Linked DNA regions of Homo sapiens: region 1 is linked to region 2. A link is a contact called in ENCODE Hi-C or POLR2A ChIA-PET data. All regions are on one chromosome and are shown on one strand. The core of a region is the stretch at or near the end of the contact, and the rest is flanking DNA. Distances in the headings are between cores, read along the strand shown. Region 1 overlaps LOC105376205 (a long non-coding RNA gene). Region 2 has its middle 180 kb from the start of KLF4.

Region 1 (5,201 bases), core at 1,533-4,032, 67 kb before region 2:
CACTCAAAGTGCTGGGATTACAGGTATGAGTCACTGCGCCCAGCCTACCACCTTGCTTCTTAACTCTCTTTTGACAGCCAATGATAGAAGCCTCTCATTTGAATGGGCACAGCCTGGCTTTCTGGGAGGAGCTAATCTGCCTTTCCTCCTATTCCAACTGCGTCTACTCAGGATTTACCCTCCAAGGACATCTCCAAAAATGCTGGGGCTGGGGGAATCTGAAGCCTTCCCATCCGTGTGGCCTGGCAGGCATGCTAGCCTCTTGGCTTGGAGTCACCACTTAGCACCTCACCTTTCCTCTTTATAGAGGGAGAACAAAGATCGAAATGCCTCGTCCCCAGACAAAAACAGACACAGCATTTTAATGATTAACACTGTAACCGTGTTATTGGCCTGCGCAGGCCTCTTGCCATCAGTGAGGCAGGAACAGCCCTGCTGCCTCTTGCTCTAAACCCCAGGGGGAAGGGTAATTTAATAAAGATTCAGTGCTTCCCTGTGAAAGTCCCAGGACATACTTCCTCCTGCCATTGAGAGGTTGCTTGGTAGGTTCTGGGCATTTCTGAAACTCTCCACTGTGACCCACAGTGTATGAGCCTTTTTTACCTGCCCCCAGGTGCTCTGCTGGGTACTTTTCATCTATTATCTCATTTTTTATTCTCCCAGTCACCCAGCCAAGCAGCTGGACCTATCTCCATTTTACAGTTGTGGAAGATGAATCCAAGCTTTAATCTTTCATTCCCCTGCTAGACCAAGGAATGCAGAAATACCTAAAGAAACATCTGGAAGTAAAAGATGCTGCCACAAAGAAGTTCAACTACTTCTTTGTCTCTTCCTTTTGGGGTGATTTTTCTTTCACTTTACTTGTTCTTGTAAAGAATCTTCCTACCTTTCCATTGCCCCTTCCCTCCCACCCACTCTACCCCTGTCATTCTCCTTAGTTGATCTGGAGTGGATGCAGAGGGACCTACATTTGTTTCAGCATAATTCACTCGTCAGCCTTTTATTCAGGTGCTGACTTATCCGGTTGTAAATTCAGTCATTCATTCCATGCTCATTTCCTGTTCTCCTTCTATGTTCAACACCAAGCTCCATGCTGTGGATTCAAAGGTGGTCGTGGTGTGGTCCAGATCTTCAAAGCCCTCATAATCTAGTGGGGAAAGAAGAGATGCAAGCAAGCAGTTTCTAATTAACATGATGAGAGCTCCTAGAGAGGGACTTACACTGTGTTGCAAGAACATAAGGAACAAAAATCAACCTGAAGATAGGCCAGGCACAGTGGCTCACATCTGTGATACCAGCACTTTAGGAGGCCGAGGCAGGTGGATCACTTGAGGTCAGGAGTTTGAGACCAGCCTGGCCAACATGGCGAAACCCCATCTCTACTAAAAATACAAAAAAATTAGCTGGCCATGGTGGTGCCTGTCTGTAGTTCCAGCTACTTGGAAGGCTGAGGCAGGAGAATTGCTGGAACCCGGGAGGCAGAGGTTGCAGTGAGCCAAGATTGTGCCACTGTACTCCAGCCTGGGTGACAGAGCAAGACTCTGTCTCAAAAAAAGAAAACAAAAACAAAAACTAACCTGAAGAAATCATGGAAGACCTCCTAGAGAAAGTGTCACGAGAGTTGGGAACTGAAGCAAAAATAGGAGTTTATTAATTTCTCTTTAATTCCTTTAAAGACCATATCAGTGGTCTAGACCCACCTGCTTCCAGTCTCCTGCATTTAAGCAGACATTCTCCATGTCACATACCTGGCCTTTCCTGACAATAGCTGTTGAGACCAGAGATTGACCTCAGGCCCCAAGTAAGCTAATTCTTAGATAGGCTGGAGATCATTGATTAGTGGCCTGACTTGAAAAGTTGAGCTCAGCCAATCAGATTCCTTCTTCGGGAAGTTAGACTTGGGAAGAGAGGGATGGATCTAGTTGGTGCTGGTGCTGCATTTGCAAATATGCAAGGTAGAATTGGGAAGCCACAATGATTGTCTACCAGTGAAGGTGTAGGGACACTAAAGCAACAAGGAAACAGGAGACGCCTAGGGAGAAAGCAGAGATGTAGCGAGGGCTAGAGAGTCCAGTGACTTCAGAAACAGAAAAAACATTAGGAGCTGCCGGGGGTGACAATGTTTCTCAGTCCCCACTGTGGCCCTTCCTGTCCTGGAATGTCTGCATGAGACCACTGAACAGCCCCACATACATTCCCCGTCCTTTAAAAATGAGCTTAAATGAGCCTTGGTTCTTGAAACCCAGGGTCTTAGCTATAACAATATTCCAAAAATGTTTTCATGGAGAGCAGGGCTTTTCTAGTTGAGTAAGAAGAAGAGAGAGGTGATAGTGGAACATTCTAAAATAACCAACGTTAGCTCTGAGAGGGTGGGAGGTTCAGTTTGGCTGGGCCTAGAGTCAGTGATGGGGCTGGTAAAATCTGGAGCCAGACTGGAAGGGCTTTGAGAAGACACCTTCGTCTTCGTAATTTATGGTGAAATTGTAGTAACAACAAGTCAGTTCTACAAGTAACACTAGTAAATCAGGATGCACAAGACAGGGCTTTGCCAGGAATGAGCCCATCCATTTCCCTTTTATTCCTGGCCTCACTTTATAGGTAGTTCTCATCAGAGGCATTTTATCTTGGCTGAACTTTTGGCAATGGCAAAGCTGAGGGAAATGCTTTTTTTTTTTTTTTTTTTAAACAAGCCTCCACCTTTTTACAGGCCCCTCTTGCCAGCACTTTCTGTTATCAGGAGCTGGGAGATTTCATAGTTCTCATTTGTCATTGAACTAGAGTGTTTTCCTGTCCTGCCTCTTCCCAGGGGTGTTGACCTTGGAAAAGTGACTCAGTCTCCTTGAATCTCATTTTCTTTACTTGTAAATGAGGGTAATTATATTTACCCAGCTGAATTCTAGGGTGGTGCTTTTCCAACTTTCTCTGGGGAACCACCAGGGATTTTTTTTTTTTAATTCATTTATTTATCTTTTTTTTTTTTTTTTTTTTTTTTTTTTTTTGAGACAGGGTCTTGCTCTGTCACCCAGGCTGGAGTACAGTGATGTGATCTTGGCTCACTGCAACCTCCACCTCCCAGGTTCAAGTGATTCTCCTCCCTCAGCCTCCCGAGTAGCTGGGACTATAGGTGCACGCCACCACACCTAGCTAATTTTTGTATTTTTAGTAGAGACGGGGTTTCACCATGTTGACCAGGCTCGTCTTGAACTGCTGACCTAAAGTGATCCACCTGCCTGGGTCTCCCAAAGTGCTGGGATTACAAGCTTGAGCCACCACACCCGGCCTATTTATTTTAATTTTTTATTTTTCAATCCGTGATGAACCAGTACAAGCATGCAGCTTGGGCCATATGCAACCTGAGTTCAACAGCACCCAAACTAGTCTAGACCCCATTCCAGAAGACAAGTCTGCTAGTCACATGCTTGAATGTTATTGCACTGTTAAAACACTAGAGAGGTTTCTAACATGTTGCTTTCAATTCTGTGTTTATTATTGTGAACTGGAAACGCGTAGTTCGCAGACTAGCATCAGTCCATGGACCAGATTCGAGCGACACTGCCTTAGTAGTCTTACGAAATCCAATCAAGGCAACTTATGGGGTAGGGCTTTGGGACTGAGGGTGTGCTTTATATGTAACTTGCATATGTGAACCGTGTTTATGGGATCATAATGTAATGCCGATCTCATGTTTCCTGAATGTTTGTAACTCTTTCTTTGTCTTCTCTGGTTATATTCTTGGGCTGACAATGTTTTCTGGTATGTCCTTTTCTCTTTGCTTGTGACTTGGCATTCTATTCTGCACTGGAACACAGTATGTCCGCATACAAAGGCTGCAGGTTTTAGAGTCAGGGTTGGAGCTAGAATTTGGGCTCTGATACTTTCTAGTGATGAGATGTTGGACAAATTGTTTGATTGTCCCTCAACTTCTGCATTAATTTAATTTAACTTAATTAATTTATTTTTTTGAGACAGGGTCTGGCTCTATCACCCAGGCTGGAGTGCAGTCATGATAACTTGGCTCACTGCAACCTCCACCTCCTGGGCTCAAGCCATCCTCCTACCTCAGCCTCCTGAGTAGCTGGGACTACAGATGTGTACCGCCACACCTGGGTAATTTAAAAATTTTTTTAGAGATGGGGTTTCACTTTGTTGCTCAGGCTGGTCTCCAACTCCTGAGCTCAAGTGATCAACCCACCTAGGCCTCCCAAAGTGCTGGGATCACAGGCTTGAGCCACTGCCCTCTTTTCTATTAACAGAGTGCTGATAATACCTAGCTGGTGGCTATTGTGAGAATTAAATGATTTAATGTGAAAAACCATGTCTTGTGTCTAGTAGGTACCCAGTAAAGCAGCTTGCTTTGCTCTTGTACTCTGATGACATTTTTGTCTGTCTTACATTCTGTGTGATTTGGAGGCTCAGGAAGTGGCACAGGCAGGCTAATAAACCATGGTGGCGGCAGCATCATAGATCGTGATGTCAGCATAGCCCCCATACTTTGCTGTTGCCCCAAGAGGAGCCAGAATCAAACACTATGGGTGAGCTAAGTGCTGAATCCCTTCTCTTTAATAGTGTCTCTACCTCAAGGGACCCCTGGAGCCCACACAGCCACAGAGTCCCAAAAGGTCCCTGCTGATGGGGCTCGGGCTATTGGGCACAGATGCTGTTCGGTGCCTGTCCTTTGCTTAGGGCATTCTTCCCAGCTGACAGAGCCCTGGTTTAGTCATGGAAGGTGTCTCTGTCTCCAGCTCAGGGGTGAATCTTGATTAGTTTAACCAGTAACTGCAATCCCATGTTCCCTTATCAGTAATGAATTTTGGGGTGGGTGTGTCTCTCAGTACGGCCTGAGACTTAAAGTCAAACTCCTAGGCTCAAGTGATCCTCCTTCCTCAGCCTCCTGAGTCGCTGGGACTACAGGCACACGGCACCACACCTGGCTGATTAAAAACAAAAAAAAAAGCCCGGGTGCGGTGGCTCACACCTGTAATCCTAGCACTTTGGGAGGCCCAGGTGGGCAGATCACGAGGTCAGGAGTTCGAGACCAGCCTGACCAACATGGCGAAACCCTGTCTCTACTAAAAATACGAAAATTAGCTGGGTATGGTGGCATGCGCCTGTAATCCCAGTTACTCAGGAGGCTGAGGCAGGAGAATCACTTGAACCCAGGAGGTGGAGATTGCAGTGAGCTGAGATTGTGCCACCGCACT
Region 2 (5,465 bases), core at 623-3,122:
CATGAAGTTGGGTGATCAGAATGCTGCTTAAAGATTGATTTTAGGTAACTCAAATTATTTATATATACAGGGACCCCACAGAAAACATTTGCATAGGCCTTCACATGCCTTAGGGCTAACCATGTCTAATAGATCATCATTCATTCATTCAGGCAGTCATTCAATGAATTCATGCCTTCAACTGACCCCTCAATTAACTAGTGTAGGCCCTATGATAAGTGCTATGCTATTATTATTATTATTATTAGCAGAGTGAACACATGCATCGGACCCCAGGCAAAGAAGTGGAGAACACACCCAGTGTGTGAGTTGGTTAGCAACGTACAGTAGGTCATTCCCACAGAGGACATAACATTGGAACTTAGGTCTTAAAGAACGGCCAGAATTTTTCCAGGAGGGACACGTCATGTTTACGGAGGAGAAAATAATTCTATGGGTCTAAAGGCTGCAGAGAGGGCTGGGAAGAGATGGCACACGAGCTGGAAAGACAGATGTGGCCACAACATGAAGGACCTGTTGTCAGGCTGAGGTTTCTGCACATCTTTTCTGAAGACATTAGAGAGCAATTAAATGTTTTTTAGCCAGGAGGGAGATGGTTAGATATCTAGATTAGAAAGTTCATCCCAAGGGCTGGGTGTGGTGGTTCACGCCTGTAATCCCAGCAATTTGGGAGGCAGAGGCGGGCGGACCACATGGTCAGGAGTTCAAGACCAGCCTGGCCAACATAGTGAAATCCCGTCTCTACTAAAAATACAAAAAATTAGCCAGGAGTGGTGGCAGGTGCCTGTAATCCCAGCTATTTGGGAGGCTGAGGCAGGAGAATCACCTGAACCTGGGAGGCGGAGGCTGCACTGAGCCAAGATTGCGCCACTGCACTCCAGTGCGAGACTCCGTCTCAAAAAAAAAAAAAAAAAAGAGAAAGTTCATCCCAATTGGCTGTGGGCTGTGTGGATATTGGGTTGGAGGAAAGCAAAACAGGAGTCAAGGTGACTCCTCTGGAAGGTCCAGCCAGGTACAAGGCAACCAGCGCCTGGTGAAATGTGGCAACCCCAAGAAAGGAGGGGCTGGGAAGTCACAGATAGTTCCCAAACTCTGAAAGATTCTGAGAAGCAGAGTCAATATCTCCTCTCCACGAGGTTGGCTTCTTTTGTAATCCAGCTGCCTGGCTGAGCACTTTCTCTTTTCTTTCCTTCCTAATCACTTTCCCCTTCTCTCCTAATCTGATGACATGAGACCAGCTGTTGAAACAAGACTCTCTTCTGGATGGAGAGGAAGCTGAAATCAACAGTATCCTAGGCAGTCCATGCTTAGGAAGACCTTCCCAGAAAAGCCTGCAGAGCCTAGGTGGAGGCAGGGATTATGTGTTCAGTCTGCATGGAAAAGCTTCTGGACTTATCCCAAGGGGCTCGGCTGAGCAGTTCAGAGACCTTCAGAGTGGCCTCAGGCAGGTGGCCCCAGCTTCTTCGAGAGCGCAGGAGAGGGGCCTGTGGTTTCTCTTTCATGACATGCACCCACTGCGCTGGTCCGAGAACCCCCTGCAGGATTCGTCTTCGCCCCAGGGTGTATGGATCCCCATCAGGACTGGTTGCATCTCTGGAAATGACCTCAGTCTTTGGAATATTTGTTCTTTTTGGCTTATCAAACAATGTCCTCATTTTGCCAGAGGAAAAGGGAAAGAGACTCTCTGAATGAGCAGGCCATCCTTTGTTCTGGGCCCATAAATCTGGCGCGAGCACATGTCCAGCTTTCCCGCCCCCCACTGCATCATTGTCCCACTGCTGATTAATAGGTCAGAGCTAACTTTAAACTGGCATTTCCTGACCAGCCCCTCTCCCTGCCTTCGACCCTGCCTGGCTGTTCTTTAAAAATCTGCTGTATTTTAGAACATGGTTTCACTCTGTCCCGCGGCCTCCGCCTCACACTGTGTTCCAAGGTGACTGCGTTAAGTCTGGTCAAAGCAGTCTGTGCTATTCCTGAGTTGGCAGAATAAGGGCTGAGGCAGAGGGGTGGGCGCACAGCTGAGTTCGGACTGTCTCAGGGTGTTTGAGCCACCGCTGGCCTATCTAGTCTCAGAAGCACATACCAGGGCATGATCAGAAGGGCTGCGTGGAGAGAGGATGTGACAACAAGTATGACATGGTGTTTTATTTTGCCTTTGTTTTTCTTCATGTCCTGCGACTGTGTGGTGTCTCAACCATGCAAAATAATGTAGAAGAGTGGGTCCCAACATGAAGATGTTCTTGATGTTGACTGAGAAAGGTAGGATACAAAAGTTGAGTATCTCTATTATCTAGCCAGATAGTTTTTATGGTAACTATGTTGTACTTGGTTAACAAGGAGGTATTCCTCAAAAGTGGCTTTAGTTTGAGTTGTCTCTTTTGTTTTGTTTTTGGAGATGGAGTCGGACTTTGTCATCCAGGCTGGAGTGCAGTGGCACGATCTCGGCTCACGGCAAGCTCCTCCTCCTGGGTTCAAGCAATTATCATGCCTCAACTGCCCAAGTAGCTGGGATTACAGGCACGCGCCACCACATCTGGCTAATTTTTGTATTTTTTGTAGAGATGGGGTTTCACCGTGTTGACCAGGCTGGTCTCGAACTCCTGACCTCATGATCCGCCCACCTCAGCCTCCCAAAGTGCTGGGATTACAGGCGTGAGCCACCGCGCCCGACCTGAGCTGTCTCTTAACTCTGGGCTAAGCCACAGCATCTCCACCTATGACTACAACCTCCTGCTTGTCAAGAACCCAGTTAATAAGAATTCCAACGGCATTTCCTACCTTAGGCAGTCAGGCTGAAAACCAGCTCATGGGACAGTAACGGCCACATATTGAAAACCTACTGATATCAGGCTGCAGCAGAGGGAAGCTAAAGCATCTTACGCAGATTATCTCACTTAGGAGTTGCAACAACACATTGTTATCCCCACATTACAGGGAGGACATGAAATTCAGAAGAGGATAAGAAGCTGGTCCACGGTCATACAGCTAGTCCGTGAGAGTGGAAATGTCAATCCAGGTGTTTCTGATGACAGTAGCTGTGCTCTTCCTAGTGTTCTGTTTTCCTGATGGCCAACCTAGGATTCCAAAAACAAAATTACCTTGCAAAATGCTCAAGAAGCAGCCAGGCACGGTGGCTCACGCCTGTAATCCCAGCACTTTGGGAGGCTAAGGGGGGTGGATCATGAGGTCAGGAGTTTGAGACCAGCCCGGCCAACATGGTGAAACCCCGTCTCTACTAAAAATACAAAAATTAGCCAGGCGTGGTGGGGCATGCCTGTGATCCCAGCTACTCAGGAGGCTGAGGCAGGAGAATCGCTTGAATCTGGGAGGTGGAGGTTGCAGTGAGCTGAGATTGTGCCATTGCACTCCAGCCTGGGTGACAGAGTGAGACACCATCTCGAAAAAAAAAAAAAAAAAAAAGTTAAAAAAAAATGCTCAGGAAGCTCAGCGAGAGACAGACCTTCCGCATGTCTGCATCTGCTGGTAACTGAGAGCCTGGCTGGAAGGCCGGGGAGGTTGAAAAAGTGATGAGTTCCGCTGTGCAGCCACAGGGGTATCCCTTACACTCAATGAATATGCCTCTTTTACTTCAGCTTGGGGTCTGAGACAACTGCGTACTTCTGGACCCCTAAGCCTTTCACAGTAGTGACATCAAGGATAATGAAGCGCACAGAGCTCTCGTGGCCTGTTTCTCTGTTTTTCCCCCACATTGTCAGCTGCCCAGGAAAATGGATTCACCGTAAATAAACAGGCTCCCAAGCATCCAACAGAAACAAACAATGAGTGACATTGAGCAAATCTAGTTAGTATCTTCAAAAATCCTGGTTTTGGGAAGCCCTAATTCCTTCCACATTTCAATCACTGGACTCTTGGAATTAATAGTGTTCTAGATTGGTGGCACAAAAGACTGAGATACACTGAAATCACTCATGAGACATTTTTTTAAAAAGGCAAAATAAAACAATCTGTTATCCTTGTCACACACCCTCTTTCTGTGCAGTCTCCCAGTGGTGTTTAGGTGTGATCATCCAAGATGAGATGTGCCAGAGTTACTATTGAAACTTTTGAAATTATGATATCCAAAAAGAAAAATACAAAAACCACCCTCAATCTCATCACAAAGATAAATCTGTTGTTGACATTTTGGTGTATTTTTCTGTAGTGTGTGTGTGTGTGTGTGTGTGTGTGTGTGTGTGTACACATCTATCCATAGGGCCAGACAATAGATACACCATTATGCCTTCGAATCCATGAGGCACTGGTTCTAGGACCAAAATCCACAGACATTCAAGTTCCTTATCTAGATAAAATGGTGTAGTATTTGCATATATCCCATGCGCATCCTCCCATATACTTTAAATTATCTTTAGATTACTTTTAATACCTAATACAATGTAAATGCTATGTAAATAGTTGTTATACCATATTGTTTAGGGAATAATGACAAAAAACTCTGTATGTGTTTAATACAAACAAGGCCATCCTTTTATTTATTTATTTTAATTTTGTTTTTTTTTTTTTTTTTTTTTTTTTTTTTTTTTTTTGAGACGGAGTCTCGCTCTGTCGCCCAGGCTGGAGTGCAGTGGCGCAATCTCGGCTCACTGCAAGCTCCGCTTCCCGGGTTCACGCCATTCTCCTGCCTCAGCCTCCCGAGTAGCTGGGACTACAGGCGCCCGCCACCGCGCCCGGCTAATTTTTTGTATTTTTAGTAGAGACGGGGTTTCACCTTGTTAGCCAGGATGGTCTCGATCTCCTGACCTCATGATCCACCCGCCTCGGCCTCCCAAAGTGCTGGGATTACAGGCGTGAGCCACCGCGCCCGGCCTGTTTTTTGTTTTTTGTTTTTTGAGATGGAGTCTCTTTCTGTTGCCCAGGCTTGAGTGCAGTGGCATGATCTTGGCTCACTGTCACCTCCGCTTTCCAGGTTCACGGAATTCTCCCTGCCTCAGCCTCCCGAGTAGCTGAGATTACAGGTGCCTGCCACCATGCCCAGCTAATTTTTTTTTTTTTTTTTTATGGAGTCTCGGTCCCATCACGCAGGCTGGAGTGCAGTGGTGCGATCTCGGCTCACTGCAATCTCCACCTCCTGGGTTCAAGTGATTCTCCTTCCTCAGCCTCCCAAGTAGCTGGGATTACAGGTGTCCGCCACCACACCCGGCTAATTTTTTTATTTTTAGTAAAGATGGGCTTTTGCCATGTTGGCCAGGCTGGTCTCGAACTCCTGACCTCAGGTGATCCACCCGCCTCGGCCTCCCAAAATGCTAGGATTATAGGCATGAGCCATTGTGCCTGGCAGCCCCCCTAATTTTTGTATTTTTAGTAGAGGCGGGGTTTCTCCATGTTGGCCAGGCTGGTCTCGAACTCCTGGACTCAAGTGATCTGCCTGCCTCGGCCTTCCAAAGTGCTGGGATTAAGGAATGAGCCACCACGCCCAGCCGATTCTAAAATATTTTTGATCTGGGATT

Evidence for each region. Hi-C counts contacts between places; a loop is a spot of excess contacts on that map. ChIA-PET counts read pairs that join two places held with the same protein, here RNA polymerase II (POLR2A).
Region 1: a map of gastrocnemius medialis shows a loop between it and region 2 (4-fold over the local background). The contact joins two enhancer-like sites. A Hi-C loop is called at or near these places in 3 of 168 maps with a recorded cell type or tissue (CD14-positive monocyte, gastrocnemius medialis and heart right ventricle). POLR2A ChIA-PET finds 5 or more read pairs at or near these places in 2 of 52 experiments (IMR-90 and activated naive CD4-positive, alpha-beta T cell).

What each region holds. Positions count from the first base shown.
Region 1 is chr9:107,597,714-107,602,914 of GRCh38, forward strand. All of the region lies in intron 5 of LOC105376205 (a long non-coding RNA gene), which reads left to right. Among named protein-coding and RNA genes, the nearest start is that of KLF4, 110 kb to the left of the region's middle. Within about 2 kb of position 2,783, at least 4 of the 41 ENCODE cell types and tissues checked have a DNase peak (open chromatin) inside an H3K27ac peak, as active enhancers do.
Region 2 is chr9:107,666,099-107,671,563 of GRCh38, forward strand. No RefSeq gene overlaps it. Among named protein-coding and RNA genes, the nearest start is that of KLF4, 180 kb to the left of the region's middle. Within about 2 kb of position 1,873, at least 6 of the 41 ENCODE cell types and tissues checked have a DNase peak (open chromatin) inside an H3K27ac peak, as active enhancers do.